Linked DNA regions of Homo sapiens: region 2 is linked to region 1. Evidence: read pairs that join two places in POLR2A ChIA-PET (ENCODE). Cell type or tissue: Panc1. All regions are shown on one strand. Links, peaks and the distances in the headings refer to the core of each region. The heading gives the core; the rest is flanking DNA. Region 1 overlaps WSB2 (WD repeat and SOCS box containing 2). Region 2 overlaps FBXO21 (F-box protein 21).

Evidence for each region. Peaks named below come from ENCODE experiments on the same cell type or tissue, not always from the same donor. Only the 100,000 strongest peaks of a DNase experiment are listed, where the experiment ranks them.
Region 2: POLR2A ChIA-PET joins it to region 1 with 5 read pairs; 2 of 35 experiments call an interaction of 5 or more read pairs at or near these places.

What each region holds. Positions count from the first base shown.
Region 1 is chr12:118,051,249-118,054,161 of GRCh38, forward strand. WSB2 (WD repeat and SOCS box containing 2) reads right to left here. Exons shown (of 9, transcript NM_018639.5): 2 at 1,062-1,230. Among named protein-coding and RNA genes, the nearest start is that of WSB2, 8.5 kb to the right of the region's middle. RefSeq lists an enhancer at 626-1,825. In Panc1, for the core only: no CTCF peak of the experiment used is centred there; a DNase peak (open chromatin) is centred at 1,443; H3K4me3 peaks cover 1,093 bases; H3K27ac peaks cover 2,500 bases.
Region 2 is chr12:117,173,634-117,176,546 of GRCh38, forward strand. FBXO21 (F-box protein 21) reads right to left here. Exons shown (of 12, transcript NM_015002.3): 5 at 1,018-1,164; 6 at 572-708. Among named protein-coding and RNA genes, the nearest start is that of FBXO21, 15 kb to the right of the region's middle. In Panc1, for the core only: no CTCF peak of the experiment used is centred there; no DNase peak of the experiment used is centred there.

The DNA.
Region 1 (2,913 bases), core at 223-2,722:
TAAAATGGTGCAGCCACTCTGGAAAACAGTCTGACACCTCCTCAAATAGTTAAACATAGAAAACACAGGTTTTCTATAAATGTTCATAGCAGCACTATTTGTAATAACCAAAACATGAAAACAACCCAATGTCCATCAACTGATAAATGTACGAACAAAATTTGGCATCTCCATATGATGCAATAAAAGGAAATGAAATACTAGTATATGCTAGAATACGGATGAACTGTGAAAACATTATGTAAAATGAAAGGAGCTAGTCAAAAAAGGCTACGTGTTGTATGACTCCATTAATAGGAAATGTCTAGAATAGGCCAATCTAGAGAGACAAAGTAGATTAGTGGTTGCCTGGAGAGTGCAGGGGGGTTGGGGGATCTAAATTAAGGGGTACAGGGTTTCTTTCTGAGGAAATAAAGATATTCTAAAATTGATTATGTGCCAGGCACAGTGGCTCATGGGAGAAATGTGTAATCCCAGCACTTCGGGAGGCCGAGGTGGGTGAATCACTTGAGGTCAGGAGTTTGAGACCAGCCTGGCCAACATGGCGAAACCTCGTCTCTACTAATAATACAAAACTTAGCCAGGCGTGGTGGTGTGTGCCTGTAATCCCAGCTACTCAGGAGGCTGAGGCAGGAGAATCGCTTGAACCCAGGAGGCAGAGGTTGTAGTGAGCCAAGATTGCGCCATTGCACTCCAGCCTAGGAGACAGAGGGAGACTGTCTCAAAAAATAAATAAATAAAGTAAGACTGATGATGGTGATGGATGCACAACTCTGTGGATAGACTAAAAGCCACTGTATTGTATACTTAAATGGACAAACTGTGTGGTATATAAATTACATCTCAATAAAGCTATGGGAAAAAAAGCCAACTTGGGGCTAACATAATCTTGACAGAATTGACTTTCACATATACAGAACTTGGGGCTCTGGAAACCCCCATGATCAATTCCTGAACCATGAGCCACCTTCCCTCTCTCTGGTTCTTGGGCACAGAGATGGCAAAAGAACAAGGAGTGTTTGGAAATGCGCCGGATGGGGCCCCAGTACGAGAATACTTACAACTGCTCCTCCAACGGCCAGGGGATCAGTTTGACGATGCAGTGTCCTTGAGACCAAGCAAACCAGGAGCCATCTGGGGAGAAGGCGACGCTCCAGGTTTCACAGCTGGACTTCCAATCAAACTGGTGGGGGCGCCCGGGCTTGAGTTCGGCCAGCAGCAGCGGTTCCTCTGGGGCAGGAGACAACATGCTTCAAACACACACCCCCTTGCTCCCTGACCACCCAGACACAGGAAAGCCACTGTCTCCCTGTGGCAAAGAGCCACACTATCCATTCCCAGAGGGAGTTGTCACTTAAATGACCCAGGGCAATAACAGCAGCCACAGGCCACATTCCACCACGGTTACTCAATCCTGGCACTCCTCACTGCTGGTTAACCATGACTCACAGTAACCTTTGTGCCCATGAACCCAGTGAATGGAGGCCTCATTTTCCTATGAATACTTGAAGGGGAGGAAAGTGGAGAGACAGCCAGACCAGGAATATGCTAGACGGTGCTGATTATGGGGCCAAAATAGCAAGGCCTTCCAATGCATTTCAGGTTTCTTCAGAAGAACCTGCTGCTGTCAAAGAAGGAATATGTGAAACTCAAAGGCTCCCTCTCACTCGCCTGCATCCTCCCCATCATCAAGGCTAAAAACGTTCAGCCCTTGCCCTGCTTCCTCACACTCAGAAGTATGGATTCCATCTCCCCATCTCTCCCGCTTCCACGTCCTCTGTCTGGGGTTAAACCTTCATCTCATCTCACCCAGATCTTTTGCTACAGTCTCCTGATCAGTCTTCCTACCCCTAGAGATGCTGCTAAAGCTGAAATACCCACACATCACATCATTTCTTTCAAATACATTAGAAAGCTCCCGCCTGCCTACATCATAAAGGCAACTGAGACCAGGACTTTCACCACATGCCATCTGCCCCAGCCCATCGGTCCAACCTCCTTCCCTTGTCCCCTCCCTGCAGGCCACACTCTGGCCACAAAATCTCCTTGACATGCAAGGGGCTTATTTACGTTCACACCTGGACCCACTTTTGCTTATGAGAATCCCTAGCTTCTCAAAGTAACAAGAAAGAAAGAAAAAAGTAATAATCCCACCTAGATTCACAACTAAGAAGCGTACCCTGATCTCACACTATCAAAACGGAAATAAGTCGCACCTTGTTTATTTCATTCTCTCTTATGTAACCAATTTCTCTCTGCCCCCCGCCCTCGTCATCAGTGTCTAAGCACCTTGTTCCAACACCCAGATCATTTTGTCTTTGTTTCTCCCAGGACCTAGCACACCATCTTGTGAAAGAGTAGGCACCAGATTGGAGCTTCTTCATTGACTGACCCACAGTTCCTAGTTCAGTTCTCTACTCTGATGGAAGATTCTCATGGCTGATGAAGCTTATAAGTTAAAGGCCTTCAGAATGAATTTTTTGACCATTATGACTGTGATACTTACTAATATAAAAACTGGCTTCCATCCTGAATAAGGTCACTTCCTGATGTGTCCATTCCACACAAGGAATGTGGAATGTGGAAGACTTTGACCCTGGCTGTTACCAGATAGATATTCATTTTTAAAACCCGTATTTCATATATTTTAAGACACATCTTTATATATCTTACATTTTGACCTCGCTGAAATCAGGATGTATCTTATAATCAATGACTTTTCATAGTTAAATAGGTAGTATTTTTTTCTCAGTTATACATGATGATAATACAATCCATGGTATCTTGGATTCAATAAAACAGATGGTAGAGATGCATATGTGTATATTTATAAAATATTTTTGCCAGGTGCAGTGGCTCACATCTGTAATCCCAGCACTTTGGGAGGCCAAGGCAGGCAGATCACTTGAGGAC
Region 2 (2,913 bases), core at 165-2,664, 880 kb before region 1:
GATACAAACTGACCAAACAGAGTCAGAGAAATATCTATTTTTAGTCAAAAATTTATCTCAAGGGTTTGCATATGGAGGATACTCCATGAGGAAACAGATAAACTCCACAACAATATCCTTACAGCAGAAGGAAAAATAAGTTTCATCGAGCACTCAGAGATGGAAGGCATAGTACTGACCTTCAAGAATGTACGGTCCATCAGAGAGAAGCTTAAAAAAATACATATAGGATGGGCACAGTGGCTCACACCTATAATCCCAGCGCTTTGGGAGGCCAAGGCAGGAGGATCACTTGAGGCCAGGAGTTTGAGACCAGGCTGGGCAACATAGCAAGACCTCATTTCTACAAAAAATAAAAAATTAGCCGGGTGTGGTGGCATGTAGTCCTAGCTACTCAGGAGGGTGCGGCGGCAAGATCGCCTGAGCCCAGGAGTTTGAGGTTGCGGTAAGCTATGATCGCGCCACTGCATTCCAGCCTGAGCAACAGAGCGAGACCCTGTCTCTAAAAACAGAAAAAAAAAGTTACTATACCTATATTACTATACCCATATATTACTGTACCTATATTTACCTGATGCATATATAAGTTGAGGGCATTATAGTAATCCATTCGATTCCCCTTGAACTTCAGTTGGTCGTAAAGGACATAGTTCATGGCATCCAGCACCTGGCTCTGGAGTTCTATTTCCATTATCATGGATGATTCACCTGAAACACAGAGATCTACTCTGGGACCCAAGCACAAAAAAGGTTGTGACAGGTGCCCCAAACAACTCACAACATGAAGACATTGGCAATGGCCTAACAATATTAATCAAGTGTTGCCAATCTAGGAAGCAGAAGGCAGTATGTATTTGAAGTGTTTTAGGTTCAACACTTCAACCAGGTAAACACGTGGTCACGTCATTTTATCACTTTTTCATGACATAATGGCAGCACACTAACAAATCTCTCAAATTAACCAATTCCTCTAGATTTTCTTTCATAAATACAGCTGGATCCAAAGCAATGCCACACCTGCCTTGAAGGCCAAGCTGGGGTGGCGACTGTTTATGCCCCGAAGGGTTTTGCAAACAAGCTCCACGATGCTGTCAATTTGGGCCTGGATGTCTTTGAGGCTGATGTCGGAGAGAGGATTGCAGTACTGGTCAATATATACAGCACCTGAAAATGAACAAGAATTACCGAATAAATTCTCACGTTACCCTTTTCTTATTAGTTTGCAATTTTACCCTGGACATCCTGGGACATGGCTCTTTACACCATCCCACTGGACAAGCTTCATGTTTTGGCCATGGACCTTGCTGCTAACACACTGAGAAGGAGCAACAAACATTTTCATAACAAAGTAGCTTTAACTTTAAAAAAAAAAATACATAAATCAAACTTCTCTCAGAAGTCATGGACTAAAAAACTGCGTGGTATATGGCGCAGTTTCATGTTCTATTACAAAGAGAAGTAAATGACATCAAGGAGATCTTTTCAAGCTACTTCTCTCTCCCTAGCTGTTATAGGTTCCAAATCCAACAACTCTGAAAACTTAATGGTATAAGGCAGTTCCTTTAAAAAAACAAAACAACAAAAAAAAACAACTTGAAAGCCCTCCATGACAGATGTGCCATTTCAACAAATTACACATCTCAAGGGTGAACAGTAAATGGATTCTGGAGCTAACCCCACTTTCCAATGAGATAAACAGTTATGCTCGGGGAACCTACAGCTGAAAAGCTGTGCAGAGCACACTGCAGACAGTCTCTTAAGAATCACTCCTCTTCACAGTCTTAGGTAATTTTGGAAGCAGAGACTGAAGGGCTAACAGCATCATTTGGGTAAGGACACCGTTATGTGGGAAGCTCTCGAGTCACCTTAAATTAAAGAGATCTCAGACCAGCTCAGAACCTGGACTCCCTTACCAATGCTCCAGAGCTCAAAGCAGTTGAACGGGTGTCAAGACACCTCGACCCCAGTCCCAGTGTTGCCACCAGCCAGGGACTGTCTCCTCGGCCTCCGAGGGCCCCAGCTTCCCTACCTGGAAGCTGAAGCAGTTTATGCTGCACATTTCTGAAGTCCGTTCCTTCCTAATGCTATGATTCCCAGACTTCTTCGATGGCATCAGCATTATTCCAGTCAGTCACCAAGGATCAGAAACTTGGAGAGCCAACTGTCATTCACTCAACTACTAAACAACTTCCAATGGCTTCTCAATGCTTATGACACTGATGTGGAAGTTCTTTGAAAATTATAACTTTGTATTTAGAAAATGAAAAAGGAGTATTTGTTTTCATACATAAGCTACAAAAAAATATACTATTCTTAACTGTGAAATAAACAGAAGATAGGATGCTTCTCAACTCCAGTATACAAATGAGGGGATTCTAGCAGTGAGAATTTATTTTAATCAACTGAAACAGATGTTTCATTTCCTTTTGGATGATACTAGGTTTTCATACACTTGATAAACATTTACACTAAGCATTGTGAGGTATACAGTGATCCTAACACAAGGACCACAACACGGGAAGCTTAGGGACTAGTTACAGAAACAAATGTATACACAGGAAACAGAAAAAATGCAAGACAGCTTACTATTAAATGCTACTGTAGCTCTGAGGTGAGTAAAATCTCCAAGTAGTCAGTGGAAATTTAATGGAAGTGAGGCTTGAGCTGAATTATGGAGGGGGAGTAGGATTTTCAAGAGGGATTATGAGAAGGAGGGATATCATGAATGAGGAAGTGAAGCCAGGTGTATTTGTGGGGCACCAGTCTAGACAATGGCCTGGCTGGAGCAAATGGGACATCCTGGAGAGTACGGAGCAAAGGTCTGGACCAGATTATGCAGGGCATTGAAAAGCAGGTAGAGGTTAAATATAAAAGGGAAATCAGTTGTCCACATTGCAGGTTTCACATGCAGTG